Regions from separate parts of the Mus musculus genome. Here region 2 is linked to region 1. The links are chromatin loops, found by intact Hi-C in ENCODE. Cell type or tissue: gastrocnemius. All regions are shown on one strand. Links, peaks and the distances in the headings refer to the core of each region. The heading gives the core; the rest is flanking DNA.

The links. A loop is a pair of places that touch in the nucleus more often than their neighbours do. Peaks named below come from ENCODE experiments on the same cell type or tissue, not always from the same donor. Only the 100,000 strongest peaks of a DNase experiment are listed, where the experiment ranks them.
Region 2: a loop joins it to region 1, with 2.9 times the contacts of the local background. A loop is called at or near these places in 2 of 42 quality-filtered maps.

Annotation. Positions count from the first base shown.
Region 1 is chr1:58,235,244-58,247,096 of GRCm38, forward strand. Aox4 (aldehyde oxidase 4) reads left to right here. Exons shown (of 35, transcript NM_023631.2): 13 at 1,424-1,536; 14 at 3,874-4,058; 15 at 5,438-5,600; 16 at 9,817-9,909; 17 at 10,558-10,727; 18 at 10,996-11,110. Among named protein-coding and RNA genes, the nearest start is that of Aox4, 31 kb to the left of the region's middle. In gastrocnemius, for the core only: a CTCF peak has its summit at 5,260; a DNase peak (open chromatin) is centred at 2,395.
Region 2 is chr1:58,285,749-58,297,601 of GRCm38, forward strand. Aox2 (aldehyde oxidase 2) reads left to right here. Exons shown (of 36, transcript NM_001008419.2): 6 at 1,944-2,005; 7 at 4,160-4,243; 8 at 6,450-6,530; 9 at 8,553-8,697; 10 at 10,115-10,207. Gm15759 (a long non-coding RNA gene) reads right to left here. Exons shown (of 3, transcript XR_865437.3): 3 at 3,667-3,754. Among named protein-coding and RNA genes, the nearest start is that of Aox2, 13 kb to the left of the region's middle. In gastrocnemius, for the core only: no CTCF peak of the experiment used is centred there; DNase peaks (open chromatin) are centred at 6,296 and 6,474; H3K4me3 peaks cover 963 bases; H3K27ac peaks cover 946 bases.

The sequences.
Region 1 (11,853 bases), core at 1,990-9,989:
ACACTTACCTTTTTTTCACATAGACCCTGCTATATACTATGAACTAGGGACTCAAGAACATTTTGCTTGGCCCCCTGAGCCTCAAACATCACCTCAAACCTGAGGCAGAAGCTGTGATCCACCTGTCTTTCAGAAGATCTGTGCTTATAGACTGGATTTAATGTCTCTGATACTTTTCTTAAATATTTGGCCCACTTATAAGCAGTCCAAATTATAGAATCAAAGGCATTTGAGAAAAGGATCTGGGCTGCTGTGATGGCTCAGTGGGTTAAGCGCTTGCGCTTGCAGGCAAATCTGGCAATCTGAATTTGATCCCTGGGACCCACGCAGCAGAAGGAGAAAACTGAGTCCTGCATGCTGCCCTCTAACGGTCACTCGAGAACCACAGCAAATTGTATTGCTATACAATTAATAAATCCATGATTGCAAAAGATACAGAAAAGAATAAGAGGCTTCTTGGGGGCTTATGACATATTTTTGTCATAAGTTTATGGTATATTTCTTTCCCTGGCTTTGAAGAGAAGGCAGTTCTTATACACTGCTCATGACTCCAATATGAGCTTTGTGGAAGAAAACTAAACTTAGGGGAATAAAAGCAAATTGATGTTATTCATAGTACTGCTAATGAAAAATCTCTTCCCTTCTGTTAAAATTACATTTTAAAAACTGATTCAAATGACTATAACTATCTAAGAGAAAGCATACATGCTTCTAATTTTAATCAAAGAAAAGCAGAAGGCTGAATGAGAAGTTCAGTAGGAAAGTACTTGGTGCATCAGGACACAAGTTCAATCCCCAGAACCAACAAGGGGAAAAGGCCAAGCACAGTGGCTCTCTTGTCATCCCAGAAGCTGAGGGGGGAGAGCAAGCAGCTCCCTAGCCAGTCAGCCTCCTAACAGGTCGTGTTCAAGGCTGAGTGAGAGACCATGTCCAAAAAGAAGCCAAGATAGGCAGAATCTAAGGAGCAACATCCAAGGTTGATATGGGGCGGGGGGGGGGGGGGGGGGGGGGGGGCGGGCGGGTCACACTCCAGTACAAGCATCCTCACACAGACACGTGCACTCACATGAAGCACACACACACACATTGTGCCACTTTGGAAAAGTAATTTAACTTCCTGGGATCTCTCTTTTCTTGTTTGGGAAATGTTATACTTTGTAGCCGATTGTTTTCTAATTACTTTAAAAATCTGTGAAGTCAGCGTTTGTGAGTGAATGCAATGGGCTGTGGGACTTTTAGCTCACCTGGTGCAACCCTGTCTTTCTGAAGCCTGGGCCCCAAAGTTTCCATGACTTGCCTCAGGCACCTGAGGCTTGGGGCTGGGACTCAGTCCCCTGGGCTCTGGCTCCCAGCCCACATCAGTTCATTCTAGGTAGTCCCTGTTTGACAAGCATGTCTTAACCGGGATCCTTTTCTCTAACAGAAGGAAAAGATCGTCAGCTCCCTTTAAATGGCCCTTTCCTGGAGAAGTTGCCTGAGGCTGACTTGAAACCAGAAGAGGTTATCTTGTCCATTTTCATTCCTTACACTGCTCAGGTGAGGTTCCTGTACCATCATCCCAGTGCTGCATCATTCACCTGCTGGGTGTTTCCACTGACTGCTTCTGAGAGAGTTTAGGGCCACTCACAGTGAGGAATCAGTTCCCAGATGGCCATTTGAGTTGCTTCCACAGAAGGGACACTTTATGACTTTTGGTGGTTGGGGTGCCTTGCAAAAAAAGGAACCACCTGGGTGAGCAGATACTTTGGTTATAGATGAATATTCATCCTAGCAGAGAGTATGTAAATGGATAGTGATATCGGCCTCAGAGGTTTCTGATGAACTGAAATTTTATTATGGAGCTATTTGCCGATCACCGATAGTTTACAGTAGTTAGTGGAATCATTGGGAACTAAATGACTGCTATTCTACAACACAATGTTAATCCAGGAACAGCGTGCAGGAGCTTGTTTAAAAGGTCTCAGGTTCTTTCCCCCAGGCTCTCTAAGTCTAGTAGGAAAGACTAGAAATAGAAAACGAAACTCAGCCACCAAGGACCATAAAATGAGTGGACAAGGGGTGGCTGAGATGGCTCAGTGGGTAAGACTGCTCTTCCAAAGGTCCAGAGTTCAATTCCCAGCAACATGGTGGCTCACAACCATCTGTACAGCTACAGTGTATACTCATATACATAAAATAAATAAACAAATCTTTTTTAAAACAACGAGTGGACAAGGAACTAGAGGAGGTCTGGCGGAGCAGTCAGTGTAGTGGAGCTAAGGAGGGGAGGGCAGGACAATGGATGGATTTGCGGAGGTTGGGAGCCAGACAATGTAATGTGGAGAACAGCAGGGATTCAACATAGCCTGTGATAGGCTCCAGATCTGTGGCAAGGAGGGCACAATTCCAGGTAAGAGGACTATGAAGGGGGTGGGGCAGACCTGACCAGAGCAGCCAGGGCATCATGGCAAGTGAGACTGAAAGAGTGGCTGGGACCCAGCACAGAGCAGGTCAGATGCAACACAGAACTTGTGTCTGTCTTAGCACATGGCCACCTTTGAACTGTTAAAGCAGGGTAATGTTTATACAAAAGAGATGCTTACAGTACAGTAGGTGGCCCAGCACAATGATGGGATGGCCCCGGTTGTGAGAGGACTGAAGACTGACAGGAGGGAGGCTTATACAGTCATTCAGGTGGGAGACAGTCGTGAATGTGGTGGCAGTGGGAATGGGCAGAAGAGCCCCCACTGAGCAGCACAGCACAGGAGATCCATGTGCAGTTACTGCTCCTTCCAGAAGCTTCTCTGATATGCTTTATGTTGGCAGGGCTCCAGTGATCATTGACTTTCCCTGCAACCTCAAGACTCCTCCCCCATAAAGAGGTTTCTCAACTTCAGGGCTAGAGTTCCAAGCAGGAAATGGAATTCTCCCTAGAATGGCTTGTGTAGATCTGGAATCCTGGAGACTGTGTGTCCCAGGGCTGCTCAGGGTTTTTCGTTAGCTAAAGGATCTCACCCAATGAAATCTACACAGAAGGCAAATAAAAATAGAAAAAAGTGGTGCTAGGTAGCTCATCTGAGGTAACCAGTCCCCGTCTGCCCTCATCTCAGCCAGCAGCCTGGGACACACACCGTCTGATCCACCCCAATATCTTCTTAAAGCAAATGAAACCCAGACACTGGAATCGCTTCCTCATGGTCTCAGCTGAGGCCGTGAAAAGCAGAGAGCCTGGAGCTTAAGCAGAATCCGAAGCCCAGGCCTGCCACTTACCGTGACCTTGCAGAAGTCACTAACATTGTCCTCGTAACTGAAAATGAGCAGAGCTGCTGAGGATTAAACATCGCTACACATGAGACATGTAAGCAGGACAATACTCACATGAACTGCCATCACTAACTGTGTCTGTGTGATAAGCCACTTGCAGGTTTTTACTGTAAACAATCACCAGAAGGTCAGCAGAGATGGCTCAGTGGGTAAAGCGCTTGCAACAGCAGACATGAGAATCTAAGCTCAAGCCCCAACACCCCCATTAAAATAAATAAAGTAACAAATGTGATGATCTATGCTGTCTGTGATCCCAGATCTGGTGGTTCAGGGATGGTACACAGAGACTGACAGATTGAAGCTCACTGGGCAGCCACACTAGCCAACTGGTAAACCCCGGGTTCAGTGAGAGATCCTGTCTCCAAAAAGAAAGGCAGAGAACAACTGAAGAAGACATTTGATATTGACCTCTTGCCTCTCCCTCTACATACTGTGTATACACGTTCTCTCTCACATACACACACACATCATCGACATCAACGTCATCGTCATCATCATCATCATCACAGGGAGAGAAGGAGGAGTTGCTGTGTGTCCTACACTAATTATTCTGAGTATCTCTATCTCTAGTGGCAGTTTGTGTCAGGACTCCGGTTGGCACAGCGTCAGGAAAATGCCTTTGCTATTGTCAATGCTGGTATGAGCGTGGAGTTTGAGGAAGGTACAAACACGATCAAGGATCTTAAGATGTTCTTTGGAAGTGTTGCCCCCACTGTGGTCTCTGCAAGTCAAACCTGCAAGCAGCTCATTGGGAGGTAGGTCCCAGTTACACGCCTTTCTGCTTGAATTTTCATTAAAACTGTACTTGAGGAAAATTTCTGAGATTTAATAAACCTCTGTGTGTGTGTGTGTGTGTGTGTGTGTGTGTGTGTGTGTGTGTGTGTGTGTATGTGTGTGTGTGTGTTTTGTCTTTCAAGACAGGGGTTCTCTGTGTAGCCTTGGCTGTCCTGAGACTCATTTTGTAGACTAGGCTGACCTCGAACTCAGAGATCTATCCGTTTTTGCCTCCTGAATGATAGGATTAAAGGTGTGTGCCACCACCATCAGGCAACATGTATTGCAGGTTTCTGTACAATTATTGCAGAAATTGCATAGTTTAAGTAGATATTGTTTTTTAAGTAATTGACCTGCAAAATAAGCAAATATCTCCAATACTGAATCCTGAAAATGAAAAAATACCTTTAAGCTACATCAAGAAGATGGAATCTTTGACATGTCAGAGGGTTTTGCTCCAGGAACCCTCATTATGGCTGGCCTCTAGAAAGTTTTTTTTTTCTTTAAAAAAAATTCCAATTAGTGTTTTTGCAATCACTTGTACTTAACCACATACGATCATTCCCAGTGGGTGGAATTTAAACGAGGTTTTCCTCGGATACTGAATTAAACCCTCACTTCTAAGACAACCACGGAAACTTTCCCCTAGTGAAAACAGAACTCCAGACTTCAGAAACCTTTAGTTTTTGCGGGGTTGATTCTTTTTTTAACCTAAGTAAATCCATATGATCAGCTTATGAAGAAAGACTTGGCAACCATTAAGTCAGATTCTGAAGAAAGTGAAGGAACCTGGCGTGGTAGAGCATTCAGGAAGAGCACATGCTAGAGGCTTGTCTCAGCTGCCTAAGATCCTACCTCTAATAATAAATACAAAAAGCTAATGGCATCTCTTAAAGGTATTTTGTTTGGACTTGAGAAGTAACAGATACACCTCCTTTTTCATTGCTACAGTTTGGTGTCTGCCTGCTTGTTGTAACATACTTTCTGTTACTATAACAAAATACTGGAGACTAAGTCATTTACTAAAGGGAAGGGTTTTGTTTTGGTCTGTGAGTCTAGGGGCTAAAGTCCCAGAGCATAGGGCTGGCAAGGCTTTGTTGCTTCAGCTCTCTGTAAAAAATGGAAGGGAGTTTGAAGAAGACAAATAGACAACGTTTCTCTGTAATACCCTGCGCTCACCAGAAGAGGTCCAGCCTGGCAAAGTCATAGTCCCTTCTAAAAATAGATTGCTTGGTCTGGCAACTCCACCTCCCCTCAACTGCACCATGGCAGTGATCACATTTCAACTGAGACCAAGAGAGAACAAACCTTAGGACATTCTTTGGCTGTTCCGTGAAATATTCATCTTCTGTCCTGCCAGGCAATGGGACGACCAAATGCTGAGTGACGCATGCCAGCTGGTCCTGCAGGAGATCCGCATCCCACCAGATGCTGAGGGAGGCATGGTGGAGTACCGACGCACCCTCATCATCAGCTTGCTCTTCAAATTCTACCTCAAAGTGCAGCGATGGCTGAATGAAATGGTAAATAGCTTCTCTGAGCCCCTGGGTGCCTGGGTCTGTACACAAAGAACAGTCTTCCCTCCCCACCTCCACCCCACCCCCACACCACCCCCCGCAGAGAGTAGTATGGGGTGCGGCCCTGCAGCTCCTCCATCCTTCTCCCTTCAGTCTGAGTCTCAGAGGGAGCAGCCACACTATTCCATCTGTGGGATAAATGCTAATGTTCCAAGGGACTGTCCAACAACAATGAAAAATCGTCAGTAAGCGGATTGCATACTTTCCTCTTTAAAAAAGATTTTCTTGTTGAAAGAAGAAAATGATATTTTAATACTTATAGATCCAAATGAGGGAAGAAATAACATTTGATACCATTGAATATTCAAACGTTACCAATAGTCCTTCCAAGCCCTTTCTATATAAGTATGTGGGGGAGGGGTGGCTATAACTGCTTAGTAAAACTCAGTTATTTCACTTTTTTCAGTGTTATTAAATATTTTTAATGATACCATAGACAATGGTTCCTTGGCATGTCCATGGGTAGATAGACCGTTATCTCATCCATTCTTTAGTTTTAGACACATCTGCACTGATGAAGGTTCAGTAGGCCAGGCGGTGGGGGCGCATGCCTTTAATCCCAGTTGGGAGGCAGAGACAGGCAGATTTCTGAGTTCGAGGCCAGCCTGGTCTACAAAGTGAGTTCCAGGACAGCCAGGGCTATACAGAGAAACCCTGTCTCGAAAAAACAAAACAAAACAAAACAAAACAAGAAAGAAAGAAAGAAAGAAAGAAAGAAAGAAAGAAAGAAATCTTTCAACTGCCTAAATTTTAGACATACAAGCTGTTTCCAAGTCTCTGTTACCTACTCCTTAGCCAGCTTACTTTAAAACTATGTCCTCAGTACTTGCTTAGATTTTATCTCATGTGTGGGGTGTATCTTTGATAAGTCTAAGCCAGAGATTGACACAAATACAGCAGAGAAATGACCACCTGCATATCTCTTTAATGACTGAGAACGTTGTGCTGTTGGGTTAGTCGCTCCTTCCCATTCACGCGTCGTATCAGCAGCAGTTCCACGTGTTCGATTACATAGCCTGATTACCACATTTAGTATGTAGATATCTATGATATGACAGTATACATAAGTGACTCAAAAAATTCCACTGGGAAATCCTTACCACTGACAAACACTTGAGACAAAGCAGCAGGATACAAAATGAACATACATTAAAACCCAGTATCCCTCCTATATACAAGTGACAAAGAGACTGAGAAATAAGTCAGAGAAGCAACACCTTTCTATTACAAGAGCTTCAAAAATCGTAAAATATCTGGGGTTAACACTAGCCAAGCCAGTGAAAGACTTGTATGATAAAAACTTTAAGACACTGAAGGAAGAAATTGAGGAAGATATCAGGTGATGGAAAGATCTTTCATTGCTACCAAAAGCAGTGTAGAGTCAACACAATCTCTATCAAAATTCCAATATGATTCTTCACAGAACTTTAGAAGTCAATTTTTAGCTTTAAATGGAAACACACACACACTCACAATAGCTAGAATCCTTTTGAGTGACAAAGCCCCTGCTGGAGGTTATCCCCATTCCTACCTTAGATAGCTAGCCCCTAAGCATCAGAGGAAGCTTCCAATACCGAGACTCAGTTGCATGTAATTGAAATGTTGGTTAAACCTGTGCTAAAACCATCTAGCCCTGGGCTTATTTTGGTTGGAAGACTTTTAATAACTTCCTCTATTTTACTAGGGCTTTTAGGTCTGTTTAAATAGCTTGTCTAATATTGATTTAACTTTGATAGATGGTATGTACAAGAAAATACTCCATTTCTTTTGGATTTTCCAGTTAGTTTGGTTTTGTTTGTTTGTTTGTTTGTTTGTTTGTTTGTTTGTTTAACCATACGGGTCCTTTGTGTGTGTATATTATGGCTTTTAGTTTTAGGGTTTTATGAGATTCCTGTGTGTGGGAATGTGGGTCTCTGCATCTACCTTTCTTTATTTATTTGTTTCTTTTTCTTGGTTCATTTTCTTGTTTTTGCCATGATCTAATTTGTTTGGTTTTTATTTTATTTCAATATAATTCTTTAGTTGCTTGTTTGCTTTCCAACTAGAGAAAGAAAGGGTGTGGATCAGAAGAGGAGAGGAGGTGGGGAGGAACTGGGAGGAGTGGGGGGAGGGGAATATAATCAGATTATATTGTATGAAAAAAATCATCTGAAAATAAAGATACTTTTATTTCTTCCTTTCCTATTTGTATCCCCTTTGATGTCTGTCAATTATTACTCTAGATAAGACTTCAAGTACTAACTGAAAGAATGAATAACCTTGTCTTGTTCCTGATGTTAGTGGGTTTGCCTTGAGTTTCTCTGTCTGTATTTAAATTGATGTTGGCTATGAGCTTGCTGCAAATTGCTTTTTTTAAGTTGAAGTATGTGCCTTGTATCCTTGGTCTCTCCAAGACTTAAATCATAAAGGAATGCTGGATCTTGCCAATGGTCTTTTCCACTTCTTTTTTTTTTAAGATTTATTTATTTTATCTATATGAGTACATTGTCACTGTCTTCAGTTACACCAGAAGAGGGCATCAAATCTCATTACAGATGGTTGTGAGCCACCATGTGGTTGCTGGGAATTGAACTCAGGACCTCTGGAAGAGCAGCCAGTGCTCTTAACAGCTGAGCCATCTCTCCAGCCTCTCTTTTTTCTGCTTCTAATAAGATGACCACATGATTTTTTTCTTTCAGTTTGTTTCTATGATAGATTACATTTATTGATTTATATATGTTGAACTATCCTTGCAGCTCTAGGATAAAGTCTATTTGACCATGATAGATGATCTTTTTGATGTGTTCTTAAATTCAATCTGCAAGTATTTCATTGAGAATTTTTGCATTTGTTCATAAGGGAAATAGGTCTGTAATTCTCTTGGGTTTTAAATGTGGCTTTTAAACAGTCTAGTTTTTAAAAATTGAACAATATTCCTTCTTTTCCTATTTTTTGGGATAACTTGAGGACAATTGGGATTAACTCTTCTTTGAAAGTCTGTAGAACTCTGTGCTAAAACCACCTAGTCCTAGGCTTATTTTAGTTGGAAGATTTTTAATGACTGCTTCTATTTCACTAGGAGTTATAGGTCTGTTTAAATTGATTATCTGATATTGATTTAACTTTGATAGGTTGTATATATAAGAAGATTACCCATTTCTTTTAGATTTTCCAATGTGGTGGAGTACAGATTTTTAAAGTATCTTCTTATGATTCTCAGGATTTCCTCAGTGTCTATTATGATGTCTCTCTGGTTTTTAGGGGAGTGTGGTGGCTGTCTGTTGCCTTGTGGGGGGTTAAATGTGTTTCTAGGTAATGAGAGCTCACAGTTAGAGACAGAGATGGGCTAGAAGAAAGTGACTAGAGGCATCCTAGTGGGGAATAAAGCAGGGTGTGCTGCCAGGGTCTGTTATGACCCCTGGGGATTGGGGCAGAGGGGGAGGAAAGGCCACATCTGGTAGTCTGCCATGGAGCTGGGGTGGGACTGAGGGATTAGCTTTGGAGGAAAGGAAAAAGAGTGAATATACAAGATTGCCTGCTTCTCTGGCATATCTGTGGTTTCCGGCTATGGCTGCTTCACTGGCTGGCCACCCCAAACTGTTTTTTGCCAGTGTCCATAAATATATTTCTACAAAATTATTTCTCATGATTGCAGAATTTTGAATCCAAATTTACCGTAAATTCTCTATTGTTACATATTTAGTTTCATTCTATTTTCTTCACTATTATCAAGACATACTTCCTTCAGTCATTCAAAAGGAGACCTTGTGAATGCTCACTGAAGCAAGCTTCCCCTTCTCTGAACAGATGTCATAGTTTCTCTACTCGTTTAGGGAACTTGAACTTCTAGGCACTCTTAGCAACACCAATGTCAAAGATCTTGAACACTAGATTGGGTAGTTCTATTTCTTTCTTTCTTCTTTCCGTATGTGTGTGTGTCTCTGTGTGTGTGTGTGTGAGAGAGAGAGAGAGAGAGAGAGAGAGAGAGAGAGAGAGAGAGAGAGAGAGAGAGATCTTTCCCCCATGTAGGTGCTGGGGATTAAACTCTGATTATCAGGGTCAATGGCAAACACCTTTACCTGCTGAACCATCTCATGAGCCCAGATCATTCTGTCTCTGTCCTTGCTTCCCAGGTCAGTAGCTCAGGTTATAAAATCAGATGCAAAGTAACCTTTTTCTCCAGGATCCTCAGAAGTTTCCTGACATCCCAGGAAAGTTTGTGAGTGCCCTAGATGACTTCCCCATAGAAACACCCCAAGGAATCCAGATGTTCCAGGTGGGTAGAGCTTTTTATTGATCTATGCACTCAGATATGTGTTATATGCATGCACCTCTCTTTTCAACACCTTCATTATAAGTAAACATATAGTCTTATAAAAGCCAGCCAATGTCATATTTGGTCACATGGATACAATTTCCATGGTTTACTCAAGGAAGCCATGCTGGAGGAGTTAGAGGCTGAATCTTCCTTCTGGACTTTTTTTCCAGGTTTCCTGACATTTCTCCTTCACTTCGCTAATTTTGATCTTCCTTTAAAGGAATCAATACTAAATGCCTTGCCAAGAGCTTCCTTGCTTTACCACAGTCACCCCAAATCTCTTGGAAATGTGGGTATATTGGTTGCCCTTTATCAGTTGTATAAATTATGCCTTACTGCAAGCTGTGCTAGAACATATTATTTTGTATGTGTCCTAATTTCCAGTTAGCCTGAAGAATCCTTGAGGACATTAATGACATCTTCTTTGCAGAAGGGTCTTGCGAGTAGATTATATCCTTACCATATACTTGAGAAATATTTACTAGTGTCCATTTGCAAACTTGGTTACCTAGTCACCTATAGTTATTTTTTATTATCAGTAAAGCCAAACACAGCAGACCCAATCTTCAGGTCTGGTATCAAACATCTTGTCTTGTTTCTTAACAGTGTGTGGATCCCAAACAACCCCAGAAAGATCCAGTTGGGCACCCAATCATGCACCAGTCGGGTATTAAACATGCCACAGGGGAAGCTATATTTATTGATGACATGCCTCCCATTGACCAAGAACTCTGCCTTGCCGTTGTCACGAGTACCAGGGCCCATGCAAAGATCACGTAAGGAAATGCACAGTGATTACATCTGCTGCTAACATATGTTCACCATTTCATTTTTAACCTGACAGTTTATTATTTATTTAGGTCAATTTAGAGTAGTCATCTCTTCTGGGCGAGAACCAGCCATTTTTAAAGCATAGTTATAAGTGTTAGAACACCTGCTCTTATTTTCATCTTTATTCATCACAGATTTCTCTGTCTGTAGAATCCTCTTCCTATACCCTGAGATTTCCTCTGCAACCTTAAACCCTGCCTATGTTCCTCCCAGATCACTTGATGTATCAGAAGCCCTGGCGTGTCCAGGTGTGGTTGACGTGATCACAGCTGAGGATGTCCCGGGAGAAAATGATCACAATGGAGAGATTCTTTATGCACAGAGTGAGGTGTGTGGTTTGTGAGTCTAATACTCTGCTCCAATGTCAAAATCATTGTTGATTGTGTGTGGCTACAACATCCACAGATTCATGTCTACATCATAAATATTGCTAGGGCCCAGGGACTGCCTCAGTCACTCTTCCATTCCATCTGACATCTTGAATCACCTTGAGATTATGACAAAACGTCTTAAATCTTCTCAAGGAAGGCTTCCAACTCTTAGGAATGCCATGTGAGCACTGTAAAGCATAAGACATTAAAAGGAAGAATCATTGAGTGATGGACCACTCTGCATGCTACAGGAACAACGGGGAGTGTGGGCAGAGACCACACAGCAGGCAAATCATTAAACTCAAATAACTAAGTTCTAGCCACAGCTTTGATTAGTCCCATTCAAGATGAATTTTCATGGATAGAAAACAGACTTCCTAAGCCAGGTGCAGTCACACATATCTTTGATCCCAGCACTCAGGAAGCAAAGATAGGTAGATCCCTGAGTTCTAAGATAGCCTGGTGTAAAGAAAAACCTTGTCCTGAAAAACCAAAAGAAAGGAAGAAAGGGTGGGGGGGAGAGAATGGTCTTCCTTCTGGTCATCAAAGCATCAGTGAGTAATATAAGAATGTGAGAGCAGTAATTGCTAATTGCTTTTGGGATATTCTGTTTTATTTTTTGCCTTTGTTTTAAGACAGCCTGTATCCCAGGCTGGCCTTGAACTCATCATGTAACCATGAGGTTCACATCCCCAGTTCA
Region 2 (11,853 bases), core at 1,465-9,464, 50 kb after region 1:
CACACCACCCTCAGGATCTTCCTAGCTCTGCTCCAGTGCCAAGCCACAGTCATTTCTAACATTTGTGTGCAGACACAGACGTCAAGTCATCTGCACGCGGCCCAGGGGCCACCACACTTCTGTCTGCTGACTTATCACATGCTCCCCAGGGACCGGAATCCATGAGCCTACCCAACAAAGCACAACTGGCTGAAAACACAGAAAGTTCTCATGCAGTTCTGGGAGCATTAAGTCTGGAGTCGAGCTATCGGCCCACCAGTGCTGTGTCTGAAAGCCCTGAAGAGACTGCTTCCTTATTCCTCTCAGCCTTATTCCTCTCAGTCAGCTGAGTCTTGGCATTTCTGAGCTCATGAGCTACATAGCTCCAAACTGTTTCTACCTCACACCTTTCTCCTTGCTGTCTGGCTTATAGATCTTCCTCTTGTTTACAGACATCAGCCACTGGGGTAGGCCCGCCCCAGGCCTGGACAACCTTGTTACCTCTTGATTCCACTGGGAGAGATCTTATTATTCAACAAGGTTATGTTCATAGTTGCCAGGACTTAAGACTACAAAGAGTCTTGGTAGAGCGGCATATATCAATTCATAATAAGCCTCTCATCTGAAAGATTTGTAACAGTTTTAGTTTTATAAACATATAGGGTTAATAAACATTATCTTCAGGTGTTATCAATCTGTAAACAAGTCCTCAATTCAAAGGTTGAAGACAGATGAAAATAGATATGCTCCTTATGTGCCAGCTGCTGATCTCTCTCTCTCTCTCTCTCTCTCTCTCTCTCTCTCTCTCTCTTTCTCTCTCTCTCTCTCCCTCTCTCCCCTTCTCCCCTTCCTCCCTCCCTCTCTCTTGCTCTCGCTAGCTCTCTATCCTTATCTCTTCTTTCAAGTGCAGAAAACCATAGCTGAGCATATGATAGAGTAGTTATTATGGGCAAAAGTCCTGGGTTCAATTCACAATATAATAATAATAATAATAATAATAACAATAACAATAATCAGAGAATCATACTAATTCATCTAAAACCCCCACCTTCCCCAGGTCTCTCTTCAGCAGCTCATCAGCCCTAAAACTTGACCAAGCCCGATTTGTCATACTTCCTGCTCTCTACACGACTCCTCCAGGCCAGTCTCTCCCCATCTTGTTCCTGCTGCTCTGAGAATTCTACCCATTCTTTACTAACCCATAGCTTGCACATCCTTTGAGCCCAAACTTCTTAGTCAGGCCATCAGAGATGAACTCTAGTCTACACTCTCTCTCTACCCTCAGACCTTCACCTTCATCCTTGGAAGCGTAAGGATTCCAGACTTTACCATGCAACAGAATGGCCCACTGGTCTCTTAAATGCAGGCTCTCCTGCCTGTCTCCAGATGCTCAGGTTCCAGAAGGGCAGATTCATGTTCTTAACAAATACAACCAGGTGACTCTGGTGCAGTGACCTAAGAGCCTCTGAGGAACACACCTGGTAGCCCACCCGTGGCACTTTGTCTGTCTAGTGACACCTTGGGGATTGCTTTCTTAAGATCTCACTGTCTTACATAATTTAAAATAGTTATTGTCAATAGCTAAACATCAGGGCTAGGATCATAGCTCAGAAGTAGAATGTTATCCTAGCATGTCCAAGGCCCTGAGTTCTACTCCCCAGAACTGACAAGAAAATCTGTTAGATCTATTTCGGTTTTTAAAAGAATCCAGTAGAGTGGCTGGAGATTTGGCTCAGTCATTAGGAGAGCTTGCTGCTCTTCCAGAGGCCCAGAGTTCAGTTCTCAGCACCCACATTTGTGGCTTACAAGCACCTATAACTTCAGCCCCAGGAAATGCAATACCTTCTTCTGACCTCTAAGAGCATCCACACACAGACACACATAAATACCAATAAATAAATAATAATCTGGAAAAGCAAGCAGTAGAGACAAGCAATTCACAGCTATGCTTCCCCTCTGATCAGGGAACCTCTGCCGCTGTACTGGGTATCGGCCAATTCTGGAGAGCGGCAGGACCTTCTGCATGGTGAGTACACAAGGGTAAGGAAGTGGAGACACGTCATACGGAGTAGGAATGAGAAGAACAGGTGATCAAAGCTGGGGACACAAGAATGGGGTTTGTAAGACCATCACAACCGACTAAAACAGACAAATGTCACCGCAGAGGGGAGGGGGAAAGGGCGAGGACTCATTGGAGTTGCCAGTGCTTGCTGTAGACCAGGTGAGCATTACACCACCTTTGATGTGGTCTAGAACCACAGAAGAAAGTCAGGTGAGCTAAGAAGCTGTCTGTCCGACACTCACCACCAGTGAGACAGGGCATCTATCCAGTGCAGCTGAAATGTTGTCTGTAAACACTAGAAGTCAAGCCAGGCTTTGCTGTTGTGAAGAAGGCTTCTTCTGAGAACCCAAGCAACTGGGAATGGGAAAATAGAAAAAGAAGGAGAAATTGCAACGTAGAAGCTAAAATTCACTCCAAGAACACAGGGAACAGCCTCCAAAAATAGAGATATCTCTCTGGTGAAAACTCAAATGTCTTGCTTGGCAGTTAGTAAGAGCTCAACAAATAATTACTCATAATGAGAATGCTGTTGACTGAATAGCATTTGGCAGACACTCAAGATGGTGCATCTGATGACGCTCTGCTGAGGACACAGTGGATGTGGGGGGAGACATTAGGCAGAAGCAAAGGGTACCTCACATCTTGGAGGAGCCCCCTGTAGTTCTTACCCAGCTATTCAGGAGTCCATAGGGATAACTCGATATGCTTATCTTTTTCTGGATCATTCTCCATATAGGGCTTCAACTGTACCTTTAGGCTAGGTACTTTAGGGAAGGTCTTAGGAGCCAATGTGTGCACACAAGTTCAATGAAGCTCCTTATAGAGAAAGAGCAGACACTGGGCTGGAGTATTCACAGGAGCATATGCAGCCACTACAGAGCCATATAGAAAGAGAAAGCAGAAGCCACAGGCTAACATCTCTGTATGTGCTCCTGCCTCAGTTCCACATGCCGTAGAGGTAGACCTGGAAATATACAGTGGGTGTGTCCCAAAGCCAGGAGGGTATTCTGGTCATGTGTGTCCCAGATTTCTATTGCCCCGTGAGGGAGCCAGAGTTGACACACTAAAAAGTGGAATAAAGAGACTGTACACTCAGCTGATTGCTGCTGTAAGTGGGGAAGCATGAGATACCAGCAAGAGTGCTAAATTAACTCCTTTCCCTAAGAGTGTAGGTACTACCTGCCGCTCCTGGAACACAGGTGCTGGAGATAAAGTCCAAAATGAGTTCCAATAGCTCACCCTGTTGCCAGCCAGTCTCATGCTACATTAGGTGAAAGAAACCCAGCCCCAGGTAGGACACAGGTTTTTATTACCCACTGAACCCAAAGAAGCACGATTTTCTTCAGCCTCCATCGACCCACGTCCATCCTGGGGACTCTAAGAGCTTATGGTGGGAGAGGAAGGGCTGGTTGCTCTGCCAGCTGCTTTTGCTTCTTGGACAGAGTCAGCAAGTAGCAGCAAAAGATATGGGGAAAGGACAGGGAATTCAAACAGTTGGGAGGAAGTGCTTTGCAAGACAGGAGAGACCACCTGAGGAAGCAGGTACAAGGAGTGGGGTTGCAAGAAACAGAAACGGATGAGCTGCAAGCAGGGACCACTTAAAAACTGCCATAACTCACCCAGCTGCATTCCCCTTCCGTAAAGGTTCCATATGAATTAAATGAGCAATGTCCCAAAATATGTATGCGCTGTAGTGGCTGTATCATGGTTGTCCTGAAAAATACCATTTAAAAAATGTATTTTACCACTAGTCATTACTCTAAAATAGCTCAGATATGTACTTTCAATGAATGGTGTTCATCTACTGAGTACAGCATAGATATGATATAAATACAATATAATCCCAAATATGTCAAAATGCCAGTGACCTGGGCAGTGGGTGTTTCTTTACATTTCTGCACATTGTGCTATTTTATATTACTTGTTTATATGGTATGTGTTTCATAAACTACCTCATAAAATAAGTAAATAAGCAAAGCAAGATCAGCCTTGTGCTATCCCTGTAAGTAGAAGGTGGCTTCAGAGTCTGAAGTCTCGTATAGATTGTTCAAACCTTCAGGGCACGACCTTATTTGCCTATAAAAAGTATTATTCACATACAGCACTTCATGTCCTCAGGAGCCAGACGGTTGTCCACAGAAAGGAACAGGACAGTGTTGCTTGGATCAGAAGGAAAGTGACTCATCGGGAAGCAAAAGTGATGTGAGTCCCTCGGTCTGTTTTGTTCTCTCTCTGTGCATTGCTTAACGCCCACCTAGCTCTGGCAGCGCCGAGCATGCATAGGCATTTGATGGACGGCTCCCGCTTTGTTTGCAACCTTCCCAGCACTTGCAGGAAGCCCCGCAGTTTGCAGGTATGTAGTGAGCATAGTTGCTCATTCAGCAATCACAATCGGACCTTCCCCTTCATAGACTTCAGACTAGAAAGGCCGGAACAAAAGGGAAACAAAAACCTCTTAGATGGCAGAAAAGCATCGACTGCATGAGGTCACCTCCGTGGTTAGAAACAAGTTCTAAAGCTGTCCCTGCTCACACAGCCGTCCTCGGTCCCTGAGCTGAGACAGAGACAGCACTGTCAGCTGGCAAGCTAAGTCCACTGCAGCATTCCAGCCTGTGGCACTATCATCTGACAGACATTCCTTTTTAAAAGATCCACCATCCTGTTCTCACAGGGGTCGAATAGAGAGGTTAATAAGATCCCAGCTAACACCTCTTAGGCTGTGAAAGAGCTCAGAGCCGGCCTGAGAAAAAACTGCCTCTCATCCTCTTTGTGTGTGTCTGTGTCCTTCAGACCCACCTGTCCACAAGCACCTCCCGCTGATACCCTTTCTTTAGTCTAAAGAAGGGGTGCGGTGGAATAAAGAGGTGTTACCCGAGGAGGCGAGCTACACACCCCCAAAGTGACTCGAGGAAGATCAACACTTGGAAGAGTCAACACATCCCAAAGTCCATTCCCCACCTTGCAGACTCAGGCATTCGGGTTGAGCACCCTCAGGTCGGGCGCTAGGTACCACTTGACTTAATGAAGCCAAACACCAAGGGTTGTGTTTAAGCTAGAATGTTCCTCGGTATTTACTCCTAAGGAGAAACACAACTATAAAGTAAAACCCCATCCTTTCCTCACAGTCACACATTCTGTGGAGAAGGCTGAGTGCTCAGTGACACGGCAGTTCACAGGGGTGTCCCTGCTGGGTGACAGACCAGGTGTCTGCCTAGGACCACCTCTACCTCTTACTCTCTGACCATTTTTCATTTGGACAACGGTTAAGTCTTGCTGTTGAGCCTGTTTAGAACTTTTCATTTCTGCCTGTTGATTCACTGTCTGGCAACTTTGATTCTCACGTGAAATCTTTTTTTCTAGGTTTTAGAACCAAATCATTGGCCCCAAGTACTGCCCAAGCTACTTCTCACACAAGAAACCAATTGGTCCACTGTTACCTCACCCTGCAGGGGTACAGAGAGTCCGTACAAGGAATAACCATGTGTGCTTTCTGGAACCTCTCAAGGCCTCAGAAAGATGGGGGGGGGGGGGGGGAGACAAGGAGTGGGAAATGACAAATGTCAGGCCATTTCATCTAATCATCACAATTACCCTCCAAAATAAGCATTATCTCCACTTACTCTTTAGAAAGGTTAAGCACCTTTCCATAGAAAGGTCGGTGGGGGTGGGGGTGTTAAGAGGGAACCAGACCTGTCAACCCTCCAATGTCTGTGATTCTCTCTCTCCTCTATGCGCCTGCACCCCACACCCTGCAGCTCAGTTCTCCTGTGTCCTCAGGTTCCTCTCCTGGCAAGGAGAGCACTGAAGCAGATGTGAGGGAGACAGGAGGGCAGTTGGGTCCGGTTCTGCCCTGCTTCCCTTTCCTGGTGGGCAAAATGCCAAAATTCAGATTATAACTTTTAATACAATTGTCACGGAGATGAAATAACACTAACATGGGTAAAAGCCTTCAATAAACAGTCATGAGGGGTGTGTGTGTGTGTGTGTGTGTGTGTGTGTGTTTATGCAGAAAGATATGTTTAGAGTCATTTTCCCGAAAACTCTGGGACATCCCCAGAGCTTGAGATTGTTGACCATGATTTGCAACAGAGGGGACAGTAAGTACAGTGGAGGTTCCCCCAAGCTCCTCTAGCATCTGTTTACTTTCACAAGAAGTCTTGGCATTTCCCAGGATGCTCTTTGTAAGAGTCAAGACACTCTTCCCTCTAGAACCACATTACTGGCAACCAGCCGCTCTCTGTCGGGCAATCCCACCCCTATTCTAAGTCATTGGGTTACAACGAGTTCCCAATAGGGGGACGTGAGAGACTCCTACTGCATGCATCCTGCCCTAATTCCTTAAAGAATCCCAGGGCTCTTTCCAACTGAGCTGAGCTGACACAGCCATCTGCTTCTTCCTTTTATAAAGATTTGCACGAAGCTATTTGTGAAAGACGAGTTCCAGCCCTTGGACCCGACCCAGGAGCTCATATTTCCCCCAGAACTCCTGGTAAGACAACACGGGTATTTTATGTGCTTGTTTAAATCTCCAGTTATGAACCCAATTTTGTAAATCTACCACGTCCTTCAGGTGACATGTCAAATGGGAGACGTGTTGGGTAGGATCCAGAAACCTACTTCCTCCCATCCCTGGCTGACCTTGGGCTTTTTAAAACCCAACCCAGCATTACTTTTAATCAGTGTGATCTGCAACACGTCCCTGTTGACTGTCCAGGCCGTTCAGCTTGCTGAGCGTCCTCCATTGCACCTGACTGTCAGGAACACTGCCTCTTCCCTCCTTTGCTCCCTGCTTTGGGGGCAGTTTCTTGACTGACAGAAACAGGGGCACCCAGCCCCACCCCTCCTCCATAAGCCTAGTGAGCGCTCTTTCTCAGGCATCCCAGGCCCCTTCTATAAAATACTTTTCCCTCTTTTATTAAATATTCATTTCTGGTTTCAATGATGTGTATGTCGGTATGTCTATGTGTGAGTGTGTACACTTGAGTGTACACATGTGCCCATGTGCCCATGTGTTGGATCCTTGGAACTGGCATAGCAGACATTTTGAACCACTGCCAAGAGCAGCGTATGCCCCTAACCCTCTCCAGCCCCCTTTTCTGGGGCAAGAAAACATTCTGAATATTTTGAATGAGAACATACTCATTCAAAAATAAATACCCATTTAGCAACACACTGCATTGTTGTAAGTACTAGCTATACAGTAAGGAAGGAAGCTAACAGAAGACACTGCCCTAGGAGAGCTTGCAATCTGGGAAGAGAGGTGGACAGTAAGCAAAATAATAGATGACTATGTAAACTGGGCACAGTACCATTAATCCAAGCACTCAGGAGGCAGAGGCAGTCGGATTTCTGTGAGTTCAAGGCCAGCCTGGTCTACACAGTAAGTTCCGAGACATCCAGAGCTAAGGAAAAATCAAATCAGCAAGCAGAGGCAAGGCTAGAACGCAGATGGTTGTAATTTTCAGTGCTGTGTCCAGAGAAGATGCCTCTGAGGAGGTAATTTCTGAAGAAACTCTAGAAGGAAGAGTGGAGTCTGTCGTGGGGAGGCGTTCTGGGAGAAGCAGCCAGGCCTTGGGAATAGCGAGTGTGAACATACTAGAGACAAAACGACAGACAGCTGGCCTAATCCGGACTCACAGAACCAGCCTGAACAGAACACAGTAAAGAGGGAAGGTCAGAAGCCGTCAGGACGGGCCGTGCTGGACTTAACATTGCTTGGCTTTCCCTTGTGTATAGGAAAAGCCACTATGAGGGAGGTCACATAGAAGAGGGTCAAGCTCCTACTGCCGTCATATCAGGATGCTTTCTGTTGCTGAGCCAAGAACCTCCTAAAGCTTGAGGAGGGGGCAGGGAAGAAGCAGTGTGCTCTGTAAGGGGATAGCCACCACCCCAAAGGGCAGAGGCTAGACCTTTGGTGCAGGTGGTGAGGACCAAGTAGATTCTGGGTATGCTTGCTGCTGGTGTGATGTCGAGTGAGAGCCAAGCCTGACCCCAGTGTTATATGTAGCTAGAGGGTACCAGTTTCCAGATGGAAAAACCTCCAGCGGGGCAGGTCGGCTTTCCTTTGGTGTTCTTTTCCAAGGGCTGAGAAAGGAGCTCAGTTAGGGCAAAATAAATGTGAGGTGCCCCTGACACATCTAAGAGGTGACAGACATCAAGAATTCACTGAGAAATGACATAAATATTAAAGGAAAAAATCCAGACTGATGATATTAATTTGGGGTCATTAGGATTACTGTGATATAAAAGCCATGAAACTGAATTAATACTGAATTATCCGAGGCTGTGCAGTAGTCAACGGTAGGCACTGACTTATAGGGTCACTTCTTCCCCAAAGGCCACCTATTTACATGAATTCAGGCTTTAGCCAGTGGATATAGCGAGTGTCTTTCTGGACAAGTGTCCCCCAGAACCTTGAAGTCTTCCTAGAAGGACACAACCCACCCAGGGCCTGCTGTGGCCCAGAGTGGCTGGTATGTACACAGGTAGATATCCTGTCATTTGCCCTCAGAGGATGGCTGAGAACCCAGAGAAGCAAACCCTAACCTTTTATGGAGAGAGAATCACCTGGATCGCCCCAGGAACCCTCCAAGAACTCTTGGTGCTGAAAGCTAAGTACCCTGAAGCTCCTCTCATCTCGGGCAACACAGCCCTGGGTAAGTGGTCACAGTCTGCCTGGTTGAACTTCCTGGTCCCTGATCCGTTCCCAATCTGCTGCTTAGAGATGAAATATTCACCTGTCTAGCAAATTCAGTGACTTTCAAAGGTGATGGACATGCACCCTAGTAGTATTCAGGATAGCTGGGGATGATATGAGAGGGTTTTAAAAAAAAATGTTTTAATTCATTTTATCTCTTGTTCTTTTGCTACGGTTAAATATTAAATAGACATAAAGAATGTCATAAAATATTTGTGGATGTATTAACAAACATACCTACTGACTACCCATAGCCATGTTAATAACTTTGCTTCACACACATACACACACAGACAGAGTCCAGTGGTAGAATGCTAACCTAGCCTGTTCAAGCTCTGGGTTTGATGCCCAGCATTCTCCACAAACGTGTAATTGGTGTTCTAACCACTGGCCTTCTGAGAGGCACAGCCATTGCTCCTCCCTCCCTTCCCTCCTGATGACACCCCTCAGGTGAACTGTTTGTCATTGGTCAGCCTCTTCCTCATTTTTTATGATTACCACATACGTCTGAATTAACTGAACAACGTGTCAGTTAATTTTGTATATACTGTACAGAGACTGTCGCTTTTACTCTGAAATTTGTGTCTTTCAGTCAACATTCTTGACCTGAAACTCATCCCCTGTTTTTGCACGTTCATGGGTTCTACTCCATTATATGAGCACGGAAAGATTTGCCCCTCCAGTCTGTTAAAATAGCTCCAGCTATTTCCAGGGCCCCCAGGTTTTATAAATGTCTTTTTATTTCCATGCTGTGGATCAAACCTAGAGCCTCACACATGATCAGCAGGTGCTTGACACCGAGTCATATGAACATTCTCTATTTTGGTTTGGTTTGGTTTTTTGGGGTGTTTTGTGTGTGTGTGTGTGTTTTGTTTTTGTTTGTTGTTTTGGTTTGGTCTTTTGTTGTTTGTTGTTGTTGTTGTTTTGCTTATTTTGAGGCAGTCAAAAAAGTGTTGTCACTTTGACCAGCCTGGAACTCACTATGCAGGCCAGTCTGGTCTTGAACTCACAGAGTTCAAATTCAGCTGGCTCTGCCCCTGAGTGCCGAGATCAAAGGCATGCACCACTACTCTCAGCCACAAACATTCTTAGAAGTATTTCCAGGTTCTTTGGCCAAGCACTGGCCAGTCTTATGTGTAAGGGAGTTTGAGGAGCCTCTCACGGTTTTATTTCCTATTGGTCTACATAGCAGGAGTACAAGTCAGGGAATGCATACATTGGGCAGAGGAGTATATATATATGGTCATTGCTTTCACTTCCATACATATTTATTATCAAAGTTTAAGCTTTGTGTCTGAATGTTTTTATGAGAAATGTTCAATGTAAAAGAAAGGGCATTTTTTTCTCTCTCTCTAAAATGTATTTTTTTCCTTCAGGACCAGCCATGAAGTCTCAAGGACACTTTTACCCTGTCCTCCTGTCTCCTGCTAGAATTCCTGATCTAAGAATGGTGACTAAAACCAGTGGAGGTAAGTTCCAGCCCTGCTAGGAAGTAGTGAATGGCTAACCTCGGCAGATCACCCTCAGGTACCTATCTTATTAGCTCCGGCCCATACTGCATTCTTTTTCTGAAGTGAAAGTGTGTCTCCTCTGCAAACCTCATGGCCAAAGTCAAGGTTGTAGCCAGAGACCCTCCATACTCTTTGGCCAAGCACTGGCCAGTCTTCCCGCTTTCTGACTTTTCTCTGATACCAAGTATCAGTAAAGTCAGTAATGAAAATAGGTTGTTCCATAGGAAAGGGTCACTTTTCCTCAGCCCTCCTGTCTCTGGGGCCCTTATATGAGGCACAATTCAAAATCCTCAACATAGCTTAATCTTTCCCCTATAGATGAAGAACCTGCGGTGCAAAAAGAAAATGTGCTCGCCCAAGGGCATCAGGTTACAAGGTCACCAGCTCACAGTTCAGAAGCCCCACTGCCTTTTCACATTAACTGCCCAGCTTGGTCCCTCCGCCAAAGGAAGCCAGCCAGGCTCTGAAGTCTGTGCAACTTGTGGCCAATGACTCGCTTAAAGCTAAGGCGTGAGCACCCTCTAGTGGTCCTCAGGAAACTTCCTGTGGCCAGCAGTGTGAGCACCACTGGGGTGTCTGGAACCAGCTGTGCTCACGGCAGCACCCTCAGGAGTCATATATCTCTACAACAGTCCCACCTTTGATGTAAAGGTCTCTTTAAACTACACGTTCATTCATATATCCACAGTTGGCTCAGCCTAATTTTCTTTTAAAGGCATTAATATGAAGTGTCCCAAAGTCACTGCTGATGGGCCCATGAGGCATAGAGTCAAAGTTTAAAACCATATAGAAACACTGAGGAGGTAATGTGAACAATGGAAGCACCACAACAAAGGCCCAGATGGCCTGTCTGGCCTCGGTCAGAGTATGAACTCCCGTGAGGACAGAGCTATATAGAACAGGGAGCTGGCATTTTGGAGCCCCGCTAGAGGGTTGAGCTGCATGGGGTTGTTTTGTTGTTGTTGTTGTTGTTGCTGCTGCTGCTGCTGCTGCTGCTGCTGTCTGTGTCAAAACCAGAAGCAGGATCAGGGTATGGTGGCTCCTGCCCTCATGCCTGGAATCCCAACAACGTGGAAGGATGGAGAGGGAGGATCAGAATTCAAGGTCAGCCTTGGCAACAAGAGACTGACTGTCTCAAAAACAGAAAGCAACAAAAAGCCAAAAGAGGCAGTGATGATCCACTCTGGTCTCTGTATTTCTGGCTTAAATAACAGCAGTAAGATGTTTATACGATGTTGTGTCTGGTTTGTTTTTCCCTAAAGAGAGCCAGGGTCTTCTCGGGACAATGAATCATTTGACAGAGAACAAGGTTAGCTCTACTGGGCTCCTGCAGAGATACAGCAGGCATTTAGGGTTTGAGTATTTGTTGTTGGTTTTTTTTATTATTATTTCATGTGCATTGATGTTTTGCTGCGTATATGCCTGTGTGAGGGTACAAGATCCCCTGGAATTGGAGGTACAGACAGTTGTGAGCTACCACGTGGTTGCTGAAAATTCAACCCAGATTCTCTGGTAGAGCAGCCACTGCTCTTAACCACTGACATCTCTCCAGCCCTTGGGTTTGAGTTTTAGTTTGCGGTTGGGAAGATTATTTGGCTTGGTTT